2 separate regions of the Homo sapiens genome follow, and region 1 is linked to region 2. A link is a contact called in ENCODE Hi-C or POLR2A ChIA-PET data. All regions are on one chromosome and are shown on one strand. Each heading gives the region's core, a stretch centred on a gene start or an enhancer-like site at or near the end of the contact. The rest is flanking DNA. Distances are from core to core; before and after follow the strand shown.

What was found. Hi-C counts contacts between places; a loop is a spot of excess contacts on that map. ChIA-PET counts read pairs that join two places held with the same protein, here RNA polymerase II (POLR2A). Pooled maps may share reads with other maps.
Region 1: a loop to region 2 is called in a pooled map, with 6 times the contacts of the local background. The contact joins two enhancer-like sites. A Hi-C loop is called at or near these places in 3 of 50 pooled maps. POLR2A ChIA-PET finds 5 or more read pairs at or near these places in 3 of 52 experiments (A673, MCF 10A and activated CD4-positive, alpha-beta T cell).

The regions. Positions count from the first base shown.
Region 1 is chr11:118,872,781-118,879,825 of GRCh38, forward strand. No RefSeq gene overlaps it. Among named protein-coding and RNA genes, the nearest start is that of CXCR5, 7.6 kb to the right of the region's middle. Within about 2 kb of position 4,156, at least 11 of the 41 ENCODE cell types and tissues checked have a DNase peak (open chromatin) inside an H3K27ac peak, as active enhancers do.
Region 2 is chr11:118,243,440-118,250,259 of GRCh38, forward strand. The region is part of intron 1 of MPZL3 (myelin protein zero like 3); the gene reads right to left. Among named protein-coding and RNA genes, the nearest start is that of MPZL3, 5.5 kb to the right of the region's middle. Within about 2 kb of position 3,817, at least 3 of the 41 ENCODE cell types and tissues checked have a DNase peak (open chromatin) inside an H3K27ac peak, as active enhancers do.

The DNA of each region.
Region 1 (7,045 bases), core at 2,906-5,405, 630 kb after region 2:
GGTCACTCTGTCCTGCCTGCCCCACTCTGGGCCACCCAAGGCCAAGCCTCTAAGCTCCGCGTTGCTGACCACAGTTCTTCACACTAGCCTCACTGCGAGGCTCCGTCCAGACTGAACATGGGGAAGATGAACCTTTCACCATTTGATGTCTTGAGCTTCTCCTCTAGAACAAGCAGGCTAGCTGCCCTGCTCAGGGCCGGCTCATCTCTTTCTCCCTGGAGGACAGAGCTCTGGGCCCTGAGTCAGAACTAGCTGGGGTTCCTCACTAACTGGGTAGACTTATATGATGCATGAGACCTATAGACTCTTACTTAGTTTTCTCAGAAATAACATAGGCCAAGAACGCCTGCTTGCCTGTCTCCACAGGCTGGGATGAGGCCCTTATGAGACCAAGAATGGGAGAGGGCTTCATAAACTGTAAATTAATCTGGGAGCATTACAGTCATGGTTATTAGTTTACAGAGATTGAGTTCACGTTGTTATTTGCTCTCTTAGCACCCTGTTCTTTTTCTTCATAGCACTTTCACATTTTCTAATGATATTATAAGTTATTATTATTACTAAGCACGTAGTTTATGGGTCTAATGCCTCCCTCCTCACCAGGGTATAAGCTACCGCAGAGTGGAAGCCATGCTTCATTTTGTTTCTCATCACTCTGCCAGCACCTGGTTCAGAGCCTGTAATGTTGTGGGGGTTTAAGGAATACTAACGATAAACTGGTGAGTTATTTGAGGACCCACGACCATCCTCGCAAGAGACTTTTGTTAGGCCAGTCTGTCTTGTCCACTGCTGAAGCCTGGCATTTGGTAAGCCATTCATACCTGTTTTTTGGAAGTTGAGATGAATACACCTTAGCCGGGTGTGGTGTCTCACACCTGTTATCCCAGCACTTTGGGAGGCCGAGGACGATGGATCACCTGAGGTCAGGAGTTCGAGACTAGCCTGGCCAACATGGTGAAACCCCATCTCCACTAAAAAAAAATACAAAAATTAGCCAGGCATGTTAGCCCACCTGTAGTCCCAGCTACTCGGGAGACTGAGGCAGGGGAATCGCTTGAACCCAGGAGGCAGAGGTTACAGTGAGCCAAGATCTTGCCACTGCACTCTAACCTGGGTGAGGAGAGCGAGACTCCATCAAAAAAAAAAAAGAGAAAGAAAGAAAGGAAGAGAAAGAAAGAAAGAGAAAGAAAGAAAAGAAAGAAAGAGAAAGGAAAAGAAAGAAAGAAAAGGAAAGAAAGAAGAAAGAAAGAAAGAAAAAAGAAAAGAAAAGAAAGGAATGAAAACACCTTAAACACCACCAGCTTCATCGTGAAGTTCTGTTGCTGAAGTCCCTGCCATGTGTCTCAGTTGCCCCCTCTGCCATCCAAATGCCCAGACAGGCTCTCTGGGCCTCTCAGTATCCACCCTCATTGCCTTCTCCCACATCTTCCTCTGCTCCAGTCCAGACAAACTGCTCACCATCCCTTCCCCAAGATGTGCATTTACCGCCTGCGGACCTCCTTCCCTCAAAGTCCTGCCTGAAGTTCCTTCCTTTTTGACCTCCCTTTAAAAAGCATGAGTGGGCCTGACGCAGAGGTGCATGCCTGACATCCCCGTGCTTTAGGAGGCTGAGGAAGGAAGTTTAAGGCCAGGAGTTCGAGACCAGCCTGGGCAACATAGCAAGACCTTATCTCTACAAAAAAAAATTAAAAATTAGCCTGGCATGGTACACACTTATAGTCCCAGCTGCTCAGGAGGCTGAGGTGGAAGGATCACTTGAGTTCAGGAGTTTGAGACTACAGTGAGCGACAATTATGCCACTGCACTCCAGCCTGTGTGACAGAGCAAGACCTTGTCTCTAAAAAAAAAAAAAAAGCATGAGTGTGTGTGTGTGTGTGTGTGTGTGTGTGTGTGTATGAGAGAGAGAGATAGCACTTTGGACCTATGGAGGATTTCTATTTGGAAAGAAAAAGGCTTTTACATACAAGATATTATTTAATAGCAAAATTGGCCATGCAGGTATTTTACAATTGTACATATTAGGAAACTAATGCTCAGAGAAGTTATATTTGTAATTTTCAAACTGGGGATTGTGACTTATGTGTGGACCCATGAAAGCAGTGTGATTCATTGACCGCTATTAAAAATAGAAAGAGGGTCGGGCATGGTGGCTCACGTCTATAATCTCAACACTTTGTGAGGCCAAGGTGGGAGGATGGCTTAAGCCCAGGAGTTCCAGACCAGCCTAAGCAACATAACAAGACCCCATCTCTACAGTAAATTTAAAAGTTAGTTTGGTGTGGTGATGCACACCTGTAGTCCCAGCTACTCAGGAGGCTAAGGTGGGAGGATCACTTAAGCCTGGGAGGTGGAGGCTGCAGTGAGCCATGATTGTGCCACTGCACTGCAGCCTGGGTGACATAGAGAGACCCCATCTCTACAAAAAAGGGAAGAAAGAAAGAGTGAGAGAAAGAAAGAGGGAACGAAAGGAAGGAGGAAAGGAGGGAAGGAGGAAGAGTAGAAAATATGAGTATGCTACCCATACTAAGCAGTGTTTACAAAACTTACTGTGTATTTGTGTGTATATGTTCATCACACATGTCCAACTAGCTTGTGATATAAAATATATTTCTTCCTATGGGTCATGATCAAAGTGACAGGATTACATGACATGCTGAAAGCTAACTAGTAGAGCTCATGCATTACTTATTAGAGTAGAGCTGAGACCGACCAGAGAGATAGAGGTGCAACCTGTCAGAGCCCGGGAGGCACCACAGAAATCTCAACGGTGCCAGGGTGGGGCCCAGGGAGGCCGGTGTTCTGGGAAAACCAACTGTTGTGTGCTGGTTGTATGAAGTGCTGTGTTGTTGTGGGTTGTGTGCTGGTTGTATGAGGTGCTGTGTTCTTCCTGTTGTGTGTTGTGTGCTGGTTGTATGAAGTGCTGTGTTGTTGTGGGTTGTGTGCCGGTTGTATGAGGTGCTGTGTTCTTCCTGTTGTGTGTTGTGTGCTGGTTGTATGAGGTGCTGTGTTGTTGTTGTAGGTTGTGTGCCGGTTGTATGAGGTGCTGTGTCGTTGCTGTGGGTTGTGTGCTGGTTGTATGAGGTGCTGTGTTCTTCCTGTTGTGGGTTGTGTGCTGGTTGTATGAGGTGCTGTGTCGTTGTTTTGGGTTGTGTGCTGGTTGTATGAGGTGCTGTGTTGTTGCTGTGGGTTGTGTGCTGGTTGTATGAGGTGCTGTGTCATTGTTGTTGATTGTGTGTTGGTTGTATGAGGTGCTGTGTTGCTCTGGAGAGACGTCAACTATGGCACCCTTTGTGTGGAGGGACTGAAGGCCCTGCTGGGTGGTTGGGAGCTCCAGGTTGGAAAACAAGCTGTGTGGGGACGAGTTTACCAATTGGTATATGGCTGTGTACCAGTCCTACGTGGCCTAGAGCGGTGGTTCTAGGAGTGTAGTTCTCAGGCCAGCAGCATAGCGTCACCTGGACACTCTTAGAAATGCACATTATCAGGTCCCACCCCAGACCTCCCGAATCAGACACTCTCGTGGTGGGGCCTGGCAACCTGGAGGTAACAAGCCCTCCTGGTGACTCTGAGGCATAAAGTGTGAGGAGCACTCCCCTGGGGATGCCTGTTTGGCATTCTGTGTTTGGCGTGTCTTTGCGCAAGCAGGCAGGGTCTGGTCTCAGAGCGGCCTTGCTGGGAAGCAGACATGCTGGGCCTCCAGTGCAGCGTTTCTTCTGTCACCCACTCAGCCTTACAGCCTACCCAGCGCATGCGCCCACAGCACTTAGGTGCGAAGGAATGCTGCACGTTTCCCCCATTCCCTGTGCCTTCCACACTGCTGACTCCACCCACACTACCTTAGCAACACGGTAGAGTTTTGCATATTCTTTGAAAATGTGCCCAGTTGCATGTGAATATGAGCATGCCAACTTGCATGATGTGTCTGTTTTGCCTTCTCTGTTAGACAAGGTGCTCCTCCATCAGAATCTCGCCTCTGGCTGCCGCAGTACTCAGTATACAAACACCTGATCCAAGCACCAGACTCACTCTAACCCTGGCCACACAACCTGCCCCAGGCCGACGTTCCCAAGCTCATTTGTGGCCCCCATGACCTTGTGGTAACCTTGATGTGCCTACCCAGCACCTGCAGCCCATTTCCTCCCTGCAGGACTCTACCTGTTTCCTAACGAGAGGGGAGCTGTGCGTGGGTGCAGGCTGCCGGCAATGACAGCCTTTACCACCCCACTTCCTGTGTTGACTTGTAATGGGGTGTTGGGTCCCTGCTGTCTGAGTGAGCTGTGAACATTCATGCTACTTCCCATTACTGTCTGAAGCTTGGTTTCCACATCTGCAGTGTGGTAATAAAAATACCCAACACTTTGCCGGACGCGGTGGCTCATGCCTGTGATCCCAGCACTTTGGGAGACCAAGGCAGGTGGATCACCTGAGGTCAGGAGATCGAGACCATCCTGGCCAACATGGTGAAACCCCGTCTCTACTAAAAATACAAAAAATTAGCTGGGCGTGGCGGCACGTGCCTATAATCCCAGCTACTCGGGAGGCTGAGGCAGGAGAATTGCTTGAACCAGGGAGTCGGAGGTTGCAGTGAGCCGAGATGGTGCCACCACATTCCAGCCTGGCGACAGAGCGAGACTCCGTCTCAAAAACAAAACAAAACAAAAAACCCAACACTCAAAGACTGTTCAGGGAATGAAAAGAAATGATGTGTGAAAAACCTATCATAGTTCATGGCACATAGAAAGTACCTGATGAGGAGCCTGTGCAGGATTTAGCCATAGTTTTCCCCTTAGCCAGCCAGGTAAGTGCCTGTCCTTTGCAAAATGGCGCCTCTGAGAGACGGGCCGTGTGGTCTTGTGGAGGGAGCCCTGGATTTGGTGCCTACAGGGCTGACTTCAGGCTCTGACTCTGCAACGAACCCTCCCTGCAATCACGAGCAAGAAAATGAGACTCTGTTTCCTTGTCCTCACAAAATACGGCCAGGAGTGATGCCAATCCCTCCGGCACAAGCCGCTTCAAGGACTACATATAATTAAATGTGAAGATTAAGTGAAATATAAAGATTAAGTAACATTAAATTTAAACTTTCATGGGACTGTGTAGACCGGTGACTGCTATGCAAGTCTATGGCGAGTTTCCTTCAGTGCTGAGAGGTATACCCTACTCTTCCTGAGGCTGATGAGGTAGGGACCTGGGAGCTCTGTTCTCAGCTGTTGGGAAAGACCCAGAGAAAGAAGAGAACAAAGTCTCTGGCCATGTCAGAGAGGGAGAGAGTCCTAGGTTAATAGAAGGGGAAACCCCAGCCCGTTCCCTGTAGCAGCACCCCAAAACTGTGTGGAACAGCTTACTTTTTCTGTGGAATATAGAAAATGAACTCCAAGACAAGTGATTGTATCTAATCTCTGGAACAAATAGAAATTTAATGTAATCCATGGACTGTAAAGTATAATTACTGAGAAAAATACACCTGAGCTGATGTAAGCGGCCACCCTTGCCTAAACCAGACACAAACCCAGTCTTGGCGGAAGTATCAGTAGTCTTTCTGTCTTTTTTTTTTTTTTTTTTTTTCTGAGATAGGATCTTGCTTTGTCATCCAGCCTGGAGTGCAGTGGTGCAATCTCAGCTCACTACAACCTCGACCTCCTGGGCCCAAGCAATCCTCTCACCTCAACCTCCTGAGTAGCTGGAAGCACTAGTGTGCACCACCAGCTAATATTTTTATTTTTTGTAGAGATGGGGTATCCTATGTTGCCCAGGCTGGTCTCGAACTCCTGGGCTCAAGTGATCCTCCCCCCTTGACCTCCCAAAATGCTGGGATTACAGAGGCGAGCTACCATGTTCAGCCTCCAGTGGTCATTTTGACGAGAAGGCTAGAAAACAATTTAGCCTCAATTAGACTGCCTATGGGGTGGGGATTGGGATCCTGCATAGGTGAAATATAAACAAGTTGCACACTGAAATAAAACCTGAGCTGCCTGACCTGGAAGGGTCCTCTGCCATCCGATTGTCACACACAGATGGAACCTCTGACATCTCCTCTTCAAAGGCAAAGGATCGCAGCTTAAGCGTTGCCCTCTCTATCCTAGGGAGCTAGTCTGACTTTATGTGTGTGAAGATTGTAAGATCATGGTTTCTAGTAGAGGCAGTAACTCTCTGAGCCTTCTCAAAACAATATTAGAACTCACGGTTGCTGGGCATGGTGGCTCATGCCTGTAATCCCAGCACTTTGGGAGTCTGAGGCAGGCGGATCGGTTGAGCCTAGGAGTTCAAGGCCAGCCTGGGCAACATGGTGAAACTCTGTCTTGACAAAAAACATAAAATTAGCCAGGTGAGGTGGCATGTGCCTGTAGTCCCAGCAACTCGGGAGGCTGAGGCAGGAAGATGGCTTGAGCTCAGGAGGTCAAGGCTGCAGTGAGCCATGATCGTACCACTGCCCTCCAGCCTGGGTGATGAAATGAGATCCTGTCTCAAAAAAAAAAAAAAAGAAAAAGAAAAAGCCTCAAGGTCAGAAGGTATTTACCACTGGGGGCAAACTGAGTTGACTATCAAAGGTCAGAGGCTAACACAAGTAGACCCTGGGAAGCTGTAGTGTGTTCACCATCTGGAGAGAAGAATGGGATCTCTGAATAGGCCCAAAAAGTCAAAGACTTCAGGTGACAGTCACAGATGTGTCTAATGTGTGACGCCTGAGTCAGCCATAGAGAAGCTGGTAGGCTACCTCTCTGCTGCCCAAACCATCATAGCTGAAACTACTGGCCAGAGCCTGCTGCTATAGCACCTGGGAAGCAGTCTTAAGCCTCCCCCAAAACTCTTTTTCTAGGCCTACAGCACATGTGGAAAATATAGAGAACTGTGGAAAGAGTAGGAGAGGAGAAGGCCATAAGAGCAGCTCCTACCTTGTCCAGTACATGCTCCAACCACTTCCTTGCTCCTCCCCCTGCCCTATCTCATCATCATTATTGCCATAGCCACACCACCATACACAGAAGGCCCATGATGTGCCAGGCACAAGGTAATTCTTTTTTTTTTTTTTTTTTTGAGACGGAGT
Region 2 (6,820 bases), core at 2,567-5,066:
CTGGATTCATCCCCTCCATTCCCTGCTTTAGCAGAAAAACCTCTCTAGGCCAGGCGTGGTGGCTCATGCCTATAATCCCAGCACTTTGGGAGGCCGAGGCAGGGGGATCACATGAGGCCAGGAGTTCAAGAGCAGCCGGGGCAACATGGCAAAACCCTGTCTCTACTGAAAATACAAAAGAAATTAGCCAGGCATGGTGCCACATGCCTGTAGTCCCAGCTACTCAGGAGGCTGAGGCAGGAGAATCACTTGAACCTGGGAAGCAGAGGTTGCAGTGAGCTGAGATCACACCACTGTACTCCAGCCTGGGTGACTGAACGAGACTCTGTCTCAAAAAAAAAAAAAAACCTTTCTACTGCCTTCAACCCCTCCCCTTCAGCCTCTAAATACACAGGTTTCTCCCATCCTTAAAAACAAATAGCAATTTTAAAAAATCTTTCTTTAACGCTGTAATATTACTCTAGTTACCAACTACTGCCCTTTCTCTCCTTTCTAAGCCAAGTTTGTGAAAGAGTGGTCTACACTTGAGGTCTCCATTTCCTTCTTCCCATTCACTTATGGACCTTATGGTACAACTGAACTCCACTACCACTTCTGGTAAAAGGCATCATATATCTTAAAATTGTAAAATCCGAGGGATAAAAACCCCAGTAGACACTTTTCTATACTTATTTTACTGGGTCCTCTACCAGTGACTCTTTGCTCCTTGAACTTCTCTATCCCAAAGCTTGCATGACAATGCTCTCATTCATTCACTCATTCTTCAAACATACATTTCTTGAGCATCTCTTTTGTGCCATCCTCTGGGTTTGGAATTAAATGCAAGCAAAATAAATACACTCCCTTGTATACTTGAAATACAGCAGAAGTTTGATACATTAATTAAGTAATCATAAAGACAAATGCATAATTAACAAACTTGGATAACTACTATGAAGGAAGGAAAAAGAAAGTGGCTATGGGTACGGCCCCTGTTATGATGGGGGAGAGGAGAGTGGTTAATGAAAGCTTCCCTGGAAGTTACTCTTGAGCTAAGATCTGAAGAAAAAGGTAACAAGGTGAGGAGAGGGAGGGCATTCTAGGCAGAAGACACAGCACATGCAAAGGTCCTGCACCAGGAAGGAGCTCAGTCAGTCAAGGAGCTGAAAAGGAGTATGACTGCAACACAAAAAAACACGAAAGGGAGAGAAAATAGAATGAGATGTGGCTGGGAGGTAAACAAAAAACAGACCAGGCAGGACCTTACAGATTTGGGTCCTCATCCTTAGTGTAATAGGAAGCCATGGAAAGTACTTAACTGTGGGACTGGGCAAGAAGAGACCTGATGAAATCTGCATTCTTAAAAGATCACTTTAGGCTGGGCGCGGTGGCTCACGCCTGTAATCCCAGCACTTTGGGAGGCCGAGGCGGGTGGATCACGAGTTCAGGAGATCGAGACCATCCTGGCTAACACGGTGAAACCCCGTCTCTACTAAAAATACAAAAAATTAGTGGGGCGTGGTGGCAGGTGCCTGTAATCCCAGCTACTCAGGAGGCTGAGGCAGGATAATGGCATGAACCTGGGAGGCAGAGCTTGCCGTGAGCCGAAATCGCACCACTACACTCCAGCCTGGGCAACAAAGCAAGACTCCATCTCAAAAAAAGAAGAAAAAAAAGATCACTTTAGAGAAGACACTTACAAGGAATCAAGAGTGAATATGGGTAAATTCAGCATGTTGGCAGGCAGAGGTGGGTGGATCACCTGAGGTCAGGAGTTCGAGACCAGCCTGGCCAACATGGCGAAACCCCGTCTCTACTAAAAATGAAAAATTAGCCAGGCGTGGTGGTGGGAGGCAGAGGTTGCGGTGAGCCAAGATCGCACCACTGCACTCCAGCTTGGGCAATAGAGCAAGACTTCATCTCTTAAAGAAAAAAAAGAAAAAGTGAATGAGTGAATATGGGGAAATTACTGAGGAGGCTACTACGATAGTCCATTAAGAAAGAAGGGAAGTTTGAACTAAGTATGGCTGTGGAATGTTAGGGAAAGGGAGGTATCAAGGATGACTGTCAGGTTTCCGACTTGCTGATGTCATTCACTGAGACAGGAAGACTAGAAAAGTACTAGGCTTGGCAGGGGAACAGGAGTTTGATTCTGGATGCATTTAAGGTGCTTCTGAGATACCCAAGGGATAATGTCAAGGGAGCAGTTGGTTTAGGGCAAAGGTGAGCAAATTATGGCCCATGAGCTAAATGGAAGCAAATGGATCTAGTGGAAAGGGAACAAACTAAAAACAACTAGCAACTGACCTTGCCGCTAGCTCTGGGTGTGACCAGATTGGCCTAAATCAATTATGACATCCAGTGGTCTTTTGGTAAACAGCTAAAAAACATTTACAATGTCTTTTAAAACAAAGTTTTATTAGAACACAGCCATGTTCATTTGTTGATGTATTATCTGTGGCTGCATTTTTTGCAGAATTGAATAGTTGCCCCCAGAGACCATGTAGCCCACAAAGTCTAAAATACTCTCTGGCCCTTTACAGAAAATGTTTGTCAACCCTTGGTTTAGAACAAAGAGATATGGGTTACAATTTAAGATTAGAATCTCTTTAGTTTCCCTCCAACCAACTCCACCACTGACTGTGTTACACATACACACACACATACTCACTCTATCTCTGTCTCCCCACATCTCTGACAGTATGTATCAAATATCTAATGCTATTCTTTTCTTAACCATTCTTTAAACACTGGTGTTCCTCAGAGCTCCAGCCTGAATATACAGTCATTCAACATGTTTTCCTTGGACAATCCTATTCACTTGTAGATTTAACAACCACTAACAGGATAATGATTTCCCAATCTATATTACTAGCCATGATCTGCCTCTGAGTGTTCAAGTGTTACCGGATATACTCTCTTGAATATCACCCCCACAGGACCTCAAATCGAATGCGGTAAACATTTGTTTGTTGCCAGCTCAACATCCATTTCCCCTGATCTCCTAATAATACCCTTTTTTTTTTTGATACCTACCTTTTCCCACACAGCCTATGAGCTAGGAGGAAATGACACTATCAGTCAGGATCCAGGCAGGCAATGGAAGGCACAATCAGCTGAGATTGTGAAAAGTGTATGGGCCACTTTTCTTTTCTTTTTTTCTTTTCTTTTTTTTTTTTTTTTTGAGACAGGGCATCACTCTGTTGCTCAGGCTACAGTGCAGTGGCGCGATCTCAGTTCATTGCAACCTCTGCCTCCCAGGTTCAAGTGATCCTCCCATCTCAGCCTCCCAAATAGCTGAGACCACAGGCGTGTGCCACCACACCTGGCTAATTTTTTGTATTTTTGGTAGAGACGGGGTTTCCCTATGTTGCCTAGTCTGGACTCAAACTCCTGAACTCAGGCAATCCTCCCATCTCAACCTCTCAAAGTGCTGGGATTACAGGCGTGAGCCACCATGCTTAGCCTAGGCCACTTTTCGAAGGGACTTTTCCCAAGGTTAAGGAAGCTGACAGCAGCACAAAGCTTTTACCATCCCCAGGTCTGAAGGGCAAAGGGAGGAAATGGTGTTACTAGATCCTGGTAAGAGTGGGAGCTGTGGGCAACCTGACAGGGGCTGTTGTTAGAGGGATACAGGTACTACAGATCATGGCACCAAGAGAGGGAGGGAGCAGGAAATAAATATCCTGATCTCTCTCCTGCCCTCCAATCTCCTGCCAATGCCTCCCGTTGGCCAAATATAACTGGAAACCAGAGGAAGAGAGCCTGAATGATGTACTTTATACAGTTAGCTTTCCAAAGAGTAGAGTAGAGAAAAGAATGAGTCTGGTGGGAGGGGAGAAAACTAAAAGTAAACAGCAACTGACTTTACTGCCAGCTGAGGCTGACTCAGATTTACCTAAACCAATCATTACATCTAGTGGTGTCCTGGTAAACAGCAGAACATTTTTACAAAAAATAAAAGGTCCACATACATAGGGTTGGACAATTTCTGTGGTGCAAATACTCCTACCATGGTCAATTTCAAGCTACACAGGTTAAGTCCCTAATGCTGACATAGGAAGAGGTGTATTAATACTTAATTGGCTTTTGAGAGCCAATCACATCCTCCCAATCATAAAGATAGGTCAATATGTGATCTAAGCTAATCCAATCAAAGCGAGTTTCAGAAAACCTGCTTGGAAAGTTATTTAATGCCCCCCACCCCACACCCGCCTTGTTTATTTTTTGTTTTTTTTGAGATGGGGTCTCACTATTGTTGCCCAGGCTGGTCTTGAATTCCTTGGCTCAAGTGATCCTCCCATCTTGGCCTCCCAAAGTGCTGAGATTACAGTCATGAGCCACCATGCCCGGTTTATGCACCTCTCTATGTCTAATATTTTCTTCACTCCCTATCTCTAACAAACTTATTCCTCTTTCAAGATTTAACTTCATCTCCAGGAAATCTTTCCTTTATTCTCATGCCAGATCAAAGCATCTCTCTCCATCCTCATGGTTTCTAATGCATTTCCCTCTTAGTATCAGACTCTAAAATCATCTGTTGACTTATGTCTTCTCCAATAGATCCTGATCCCACCAAAACAGAGCCTAGCATATTGTGGATGTTTAGTATAGTAATATTTATTCAACTAGACCAAACCAACAGTTTCCTCTTTTTTTTTTTTTTTTTTTTTTTGAGATGGAGTCTCACTCTGTTGCCCAGGCTGCAGTGCAGTGGCGCGATCTTGGCTCACTGCATCCTCCACCTCCCGGGTTCAAATGATTCTTCTGTATTTTTAGTAGAGACAGGGTTTCACCATATTGGCCAGGATGGTCTTGAACTCCTGACCTCGTGATCCACCCGCCTCGGCCTCCCAAAGTGCTGGGATTACAGGCGTGAGCCACCGTGCCCAGCCCAGTTTCCTTTTTATAAAACAAAAATTATTACAAAATAAGCATTAAAATTACACATTCTGGTTACTAAATTATAGTAAATTTTGGTTACTAAACCAAATTCTGTTTGCTAAATTATAGTAAGTACGCCATCAATAAACCCACCTACCTACCAATTTTTCCCTTGTTAATATATCTGAACTCCATATTTATGAGCATGATTTTGCCAAAAAGTTATAAACATTTAAAGTCATTTTGTTGAAATCTAAATACTGGATATGTGGGGTCTTAATTGTATAGTTAAAGAAAAATAAGAAAAGTAATAGTTTATCCATGGATGAACTAAAATTCAGGGCTGGTGAAAAAAAAAATTCTAAATGACGATAATTTTGTACAGTCTTATATAAAACTCTGAGAACTAGAAGAAATTATTAACTTTTTTCTTTTTCTTGATTTTTTTTGGTTCTAATTCACTTGTTTATTTTGGGGGAGGAAGACTTTGGTATGGAGCAAAGAAATACCAAAACTACTTTAAATGGAATAAAACCAACTTTATTCTTTTTTTCCCCCGTACTGGTAGATAAAGCAAACTTTATAAGTGGGCTATTGAAAGAAAAGTGCCTTTTAAAAGTGTTTAGTTTCCCAGTGTCCTTCCAAGCTTAAGATACAGAAGCATTTGTTCAAAGGATAGAAAACATCTAAAAGTTTAGGCTCAAGATCAATCTTTACAGACTAATATTTTCGGTTTGTTTTTTGTTTGTTTGTTTTTTGAGACAGAGTCTCACTCTGTCACCCAGGCTGGAGTGCAGTGGCGTGATCTTGGCTCACTGCATCCATGGATGAACTAAACTATTCTATACTGTTAGACATCAGGGTGTTGACTCCTTTTTGGGGAGAAAGGATAATGACTGGAAAGAAGCACAAAAGAAGGCTTTTGGAATGCAAGGAACATTTTATATATCCTGATTTGGGTGCTAGTTACCCATGTGTGTTCAGTTTCTTAAAATTCATTGAGCTGTATAGGCTTATGACATGTGTACTTTTCTCTACATATATATACTGAAATTAAAAAATGTTTTAAAACCAATGGATGTAAGACAGTTTGTCTCTTCCACTCATAAAAAAAATACCAATCCAACATTAATTCACTCAGAAATGTCCATCCCAGGCCTAATGCCTTTATCTCTTCATCTGAGCAGAAAAGCATTCTTGCCAGGTAAAAACAGCCAACTATAGAAATACTCATAATAATTAACAAAAACTTTTTAGTCTGGGGAAAAAACAAGAAAATCACATTTTCACATAAGTAATTTTACACATGAAAGAATTAAATGTGTCAATAAAGCCCCCAATCTTGTATGCCCCATTTTCTAAAATACAAATCTACTGATATTTTATTCATATTGCACACCTAAGTAAAAGAGAGAAAAGTTTAAGAAACCTAGGTCCCCTAGTCTACCATTTCTAAATACTTAGATAACTGATATAGCAGGACCAGACTTATAACTTAAGGAGAATTCAAATAATCTAATAATTTAAGTGGTCTTATCTTTGAAAACAAAAGGCAAATAAACACTGACATGAAACCAAACTCAACCACATAAGATTTAAAACACCAAACAAATGGATGAACCTTGAAAACATGCAAAGTGAAAAAAGCCAGTCACCAAAAGCACATATTGTGTAATTCCATTTACTTTATTTTTATTTATTTATTTATTTATTTATTGAGGCAGGATCTCATTCCATCGCTCAGGCTGAAGTGCAGTGGTGCAATCCCAGATCACTGCAACTCCGACCTCCCAGGTTCAAGTGATTCTTCTGCCTCAGCCTCTCAAGAATCTGGGATAACAGGGGCATGTCACCACACCTGGCTAATTTTTTTTTTTTTTTTTTTTTTTTTTTGTATTTTTTGGTAGAGATAGGGTTTTACCACGTTGGCCAGGCTGGTCTCAAACTTCTGACCTCA